Linked DNA regions of Homo sapiens: region 2 is linked to region 1. The links are chromatin contacts, found by Hi-C or POLR2A ChIA-PET in ENCODE. All regions are on one chromosome and are shown on one strand. The core of a region is the stretch at or near the end of the contact, and the rest is flanking DNA. Distances in the headings are between cores, read along the strand shown.

Evidence for each region. Hi-C counts contacts between places; a loop is a spot of excess contacts on that map. ChIA-PET counts read pairs that join two places held with the same protein, here RNA polymerase II (POLR2A). Pooled maps may share reads with other maps.
Region 2: a map with no recorded cell type shows a loop between it and region 1 (2.2-fold over the local background). The contact joins two enhancer-like sites. A Hi-C loop is called at or near these places in 1 of 168 maps with a recorded cell type or tissue (heart left ventricle), 3 of 37 single-sample maps with no recorded cell type and 3 of 50 pooled maps. POLR2A ChIA-PET finds 5 or more read pairs at or near these places in 1 of 52 experiments (PC-9).

The regions. Positions count from the first base shown.
Region 1 is chr20:20,679,686-20,682,385 of GRCh38, forward strand. RALGAPA2 (Ral GTPase activating protein catalytic subunit alpha 2) reads right to left here. Exons shown (of 40, transcript NM_020343.4): 2 at 1,006-1,116. Among named protein-coding and RNA genes, the nearest start is that of RALGAPA2, 32 kb to the right of the region's middle. Within about 2 kb of position 1,431, at least 3 of the 41 ENCODE cell types and tissues checked have a DNase peak (open chromatin) inside an H3K27ac peak, as active enhancers do.
Region 2 is chr20:20,733,253-20,735,952 of GRCh38, forward strand. The region is part of intron 1 of LOC105372555 (a long non-coding RNA gene); the gene reads left to right. Among named protein-coding and RNA genes, the nearest start is that of RALGAPA2, 22 kb to the left of the region's middle. Within about 2 kb of position 1,264, at least 4 of the 41 ENCODE cell types and tissues checked have a DNase peak (open chromatin) inside an H3K27ac peak, as active enhancers do.

The DNA of each region.
Region 1 (2,700 bases), core at 181-2,680:
GCAGTGCCGCTCTCTTCCACCTGAAATCCTGCTGTCCTTCAAGGTCCATTCCCAAGGCCACCTCTTCCCCAAAGCCTCATCTATATACTCAGCAGGAAGTCATCTCTCCCACTTCCCAAGAACCACAGAATTCTGTCTAAATCTCTCTTACAGAACAACTGACTTTTTAACTTTTTTCACAGTTATTTATGCATATGGCTTATTTTTTAAATAAATGAATGACATCTACTTCATAGAGCTGTGGGGATTCAGATTCAGCCCACAGACTACATGAAAATGAAAGAAGATGGTGACAGCAGCTACTACTTACTGACCATGGACTATGTGTCAAACTCTGTCCTAAAATGCTAGGATACCTGTGAACCTGTTTAACGCTGACAGGAGGAAGCCAGCTCAGAGACAGATTAATTTGCCCAAGGAGAAACAGCTAGAAGGGTGGGGCCAGGTTCCCAACCCAGTCTGGCTCCCCAGGCTACACTATCCTACCACTTAGGTGACAGGATGTATAATGTATACAGAACAGAATGTATAATGTGACCTTGTTGGTTTGATTTTCAAAGAATATAGTCACAAACATATATAAACATAATACATTAATAATATATCTGGAAGGAGATGCAGGAAATCTTTAATAGTGGTTGCCTCTGCAAGCAGGGCAAAACAGACACTTGAGTGTTCATTTCAGACCCTTTTATGGAATCTAAATTTTTTTAATAGTATGCATGTATTACTTTTCTTTCTTTTTCAGTAACTTACTCCTTTGAAAATCATGCTTTCTAAGGGTTCCTTCTGCTATTTTTGCTAGCCATGTGTTGTTCAATTAACATCCATATAAGTGAAAGCTCAAGAGAAACAAAGATGCCACCCTGTCCACCATGCTCTCACAGCTTTGCTAAAGGCTTGGCAAGAAAGAAAGCTTAAAAATGTATAATTTGTGGCTCATGATATATACAACTTATAAAAATGCCCGAATGTTTTTTAAAAAAAAACTACTGAAATGCTTACCTTTTAATTTCAAACTATTTTCCAGTGCTATAAAATTTTCATAGAAGATGAAATATATCTGAGAATAGTTGGTCTCAAAAAACTGCTTAAGATCATTTGCATCCACATTATCTGAAAAGAAAAAGTTTCCATTTATGACAATTCACTTTATAAAATCACAAGAATTTAGAAACAAACTTCTCAGAAAAGAAGGCAAGTACAACTAGTTTCATTCCCTTATAAGACAATACAAAACAAAACAGTATTCCTGTTTGTTTATTCTCCACCTAAGAGAGTTCTTACTTGAACCTTGAGTACCACCCACCACTCAGCCCTGCTCAGGAGACCGTGGAGCCAATTCAGGGAGGTCGGAGCTGACAGGAGCCAGCAACAACGGACCAGCTAGAAGGCTGGAGGTAAGCAGGGGCAGGTCTGGGGAGGGACATGACTTCCTGTTACGGGATGAGGAAGTAGAGGTTCATGGAGGAGGCAGTTTTTGACACAGGCCGTGAAGAGGGATGGGTTTGTACCTCTGAAAAACAACTTTGCTGGTGGAGCTCCTAAATGGACCAATCTCTGCTCCCTCCCCACCAACATAACTCTCTGGGCATGAAAAGAGAAACCAGCTCAAGTGAACTAGCACATGCTCCCCAACCACAAGCTTCTAGATGACCTGCCCCCACTCATGTATGGACACTGTAGGATCTACCATGTGTTCCTAGAGTTGCCCCTCTTGTACTAGACAGTTTTGCTAAACCACAGACTGCGGATAGATAGGCGGGGGTGTGGGGAACTTAGCACAGTGACAACTCCCACTGGGGCTGATTAGCAATACAGCCAGTTCTTCCAAGGGCCCCGATCAGCCAGGGTAAAACCTCACAATGCTGGGGGCTCAAAGTAGTTATCCACTGTCAACACACCTTTGTACATTTTCCTCAGTAAACAAGGTTGTTTGTGCCATTTACAGAGTACTGACCAAGGAGTTGGCACTTTGGGAGAATACACTAGCATCTGAGGAAAAGTAAAAACAGCTTTCTGGAGCCAGGCATTGTAGCTCACACCTATAATCCCAGCTACTTGGGAAGCTGAGGCAGGGTAATCGCCCGAACTCAGGAGTTTCCTGAGGCTACAGTGAGCTATGGTTGAGCCACTGCACTTCAGCCTGGGCAAGAGTGAAACCCCTGTCTCTTAAAAACAAAACAAAACAAAGCAAAAAACAAACAAACAAACAATAAAAAGCTTCCTTAAAATTCTGCAAGGATTACTCAAGAAAAAAATGTGTTGCTCTTCAGTCTGTAACAGTGTGGTACCAATTGCTTTTGCAGTCCTAACACTGTGAATCTATGTGAACATACATATTATGATTTTCAAATTATATAACGTTAGCAATAATGCAGATGATTCTGAAGAGTTGTTTTTCTCTGATAATTGTATAAGAGCTTTTCATGCAAAAATGTGCCCTGGCTCTTTGAAATAATGCATGTAAGGTGCTTATAAAGTCTTATGAGCTGCCAATTTCACACTATATTTACTGCACCAAAATAAAACTGGGCACACAGCTGTGAAAATTCCTAGCAAGGAACAAATTTACTGTGTGAAAGCAGGTAGCAATGAAACTAGTATCACCAACCCACATGAATATTAACCTTCCTATGATCTATACAATCTTGACAAGGAATCCTTGAGTGCCTTGTGGAGAATTTGCCAGTTCCAAGG
Region 2 (2,700 bases), core at 14-2,513, 53 kb after region 1:
GTTTGAGACTAGCCTAGGGAACATAGCGAGACCTCATCTCTACAAAAAGTAAAAAAAGTAGCCAGACATGGTGATGCATGCCTGTAGTCCCAGCTCCTCAGGAGGCTGAGGTCATAGGATTGCTTGAACCTGGGAGGTCAAGGCTGCAGTGAGCTGTGTTGCACCACTGCACTCCAGCCTGGGCAACAGAGCAAGACCCTGTCTCAAAACAAAAAAAAAGCCTATTCTCAATAATCCAAGGGTAAAACAATGAGATAAAGCAATACCTTTATAAAGCAATACCTTTCATTGCAAGGAGGGAGTAAAATTGCTAGTGTGTATGTGGAGTAAAACAGAGTAACTCTATCAGTTAAGACTTTTATAGGATTACAGTGGCTCATGCCTGTAATCCCAGTGCTTTGGGAGGCCAAGGCAGGCGGATCACCTGTGGTCAGGAGTTCAAGACCAGTCTGGCCAGCATGGCAAAACCCCGTCTCTACTAAAAAAATACAAAAAAATTATCTGGGCATGGTGGCGTGCACTTGCAATCCCAGCTACTCAGGAGGCCGAGGCAGAATATCACTTGAACCCAAGAGAAAGAGGTTTCAGTGAGCCGAGATCATGCCACTGTACTCCAGCCTGGGTGACAGAGTGAGACTACATATCAGAAAAGAAAAAAAAGACTTAAAAAAAAATGTAACCCTGAAGAAGGCCAACTTAAGCTGCTGTAAGAGAGAAAAGGGAATGTATTAATTCATGCAACTGAGATGTCCAGGAAGGGAGTTGACTTTAGGGTGCAAGGCTGAGCTCCTACTGGGCCTTTCTGTAGCTGACTCACCCCTGGGCTCTTCCTATGGCAGGATGGCCAGGCAGTTCAGGGGCTCAAACAAGAAAACTGGGTTGACCTTCACTGGGCCCCTGCCAATCACTGTGGCAGGTGATGGAGAAAGACCAAGACACTTGTGAGTGGGTAGGGGACAAGATGTCCCTAAAGGAGAATTGGGGACTGTCACAAAATACAGTGAATGACTGGTGGGGAGCAAAAAGCCGCAAAAGGCCTCTGCAATAGGAGAACAAATGACAGGTCAAATCTGGCTCTTCACAAACTACTTAAATGCCGCCATTGGCTGTACTGAATGCCAAGAAAACACATTTTCTGATACCGGCTACCTCCAAGTTGGTGGGCTGGGGAGATTTTTGTGTGAGAAATGTTTTTAATTGTATCTTCTTGCTGAAGCATCTAAAACCTGCCAGAGAGGAGTGACAAACATTCAGTTACCCTGCCTGCTGCTTCCTCTTTTACACAAGTATATCATCACTTCATTTCAGGAAGGGCAAACACTTTTGTGTTAGAAAATTGCCTGATAAAAGGGCTTCCTCCATTCACTAACCTCTTGGCAGAATTGTGACCGCAGACCTATGGAAAGCATGCAGAGGAAGTGGCGTTTGAATGCCACCCTGCTTAAGGGTTTTCATGCACTCACAGAAAATCCCCAGACCAAAGCCCTAAGTCATCTCTACTTACCCAGAGACACAAACAGGCCTTTCCACTCTCCTTAATGCTAATGCTTTGGAAACACTGAAGCTTCCTGCAACACTTTTTGATCATTCACTTTCCAAAATCTGAATCAACACTTCTAAGGTAACAAAGGGCATCTGCGGGTTCTTTTTGGCTTTGGACAAAGTGCAACTTCAGCTACTAGTTTCAAAAAGAAAAGTTCTAGTGCTTTTTGCCTGAAATATGTAACTAAATGGTTGTTAAACCTACAGTAACTTATTAGAAAAATAGAAGTAAACCATTTATAGCAAAATAAATTCTGGAGATGGTAAGGAATGAAATGTAAAAACAAATCTTTTTTTAAAACTAGAAATACATGTGGGCAACTTTGTTTAAAAGCACAGTAAGTTACAGTCTGACGACAAACGAGAAAAATATTTGCAGTAGATGTGATAGACCACATGTGTCTATTTCTAGTGTATATCGACCTTAAACATCTTGATAAGAAAATCACCAAATTTCTAATAGAAAAATGGGCAAAGGTTTTAGTGATCTATTGTACTACATGGTGACCACAGTTAATAAAAATGTATAGTTTAAAATTGCTAAAAGAATAGGTTTTTAATGACCTCTCCATGCACAAAAAAATGCTAAGTTGTTGAGGTAATGGATATATTAATTAGCTTGAGTGAATCTTTCCAACAATGTACACGTAGATCAAAACATCACACGTACCCCAAAATTTACACACTTTTTTGTCAATTAAAAATAGATAAATAAATAATTTTAAAATAGGCAAAGGATATAAACAAAAAAAATTGATGGAAGAAATACAGAATAAATCTAACCAGCAATGAATTACAAATTAAACAAAATTGGGATACTATTTTTTCCCATCAAATTAGCAAAGGGCTTTAAAATTAATAGTTGAATGAGATGCTGATATAATACTAATCCAAATATAAATTGGAACAGCCTTTCTAATAAGAAATTCAAATAAATCTGTATCCATTGTCCCTATAATTTTCTATGTAGGAACTATCCTAAGGAAGTATTTTTAAATTTTTTAAAATTTGAAAAAATTGAAATATATGCATATTTCATCACAACATTATTTATATGCAGATATCACAGCACTGCTTAATGATATCAAAAATTATAACTAACTTAAGTGTGTAATAAGAAAATAAGATTATAGAATATTCATTCTTTGGAATATCATG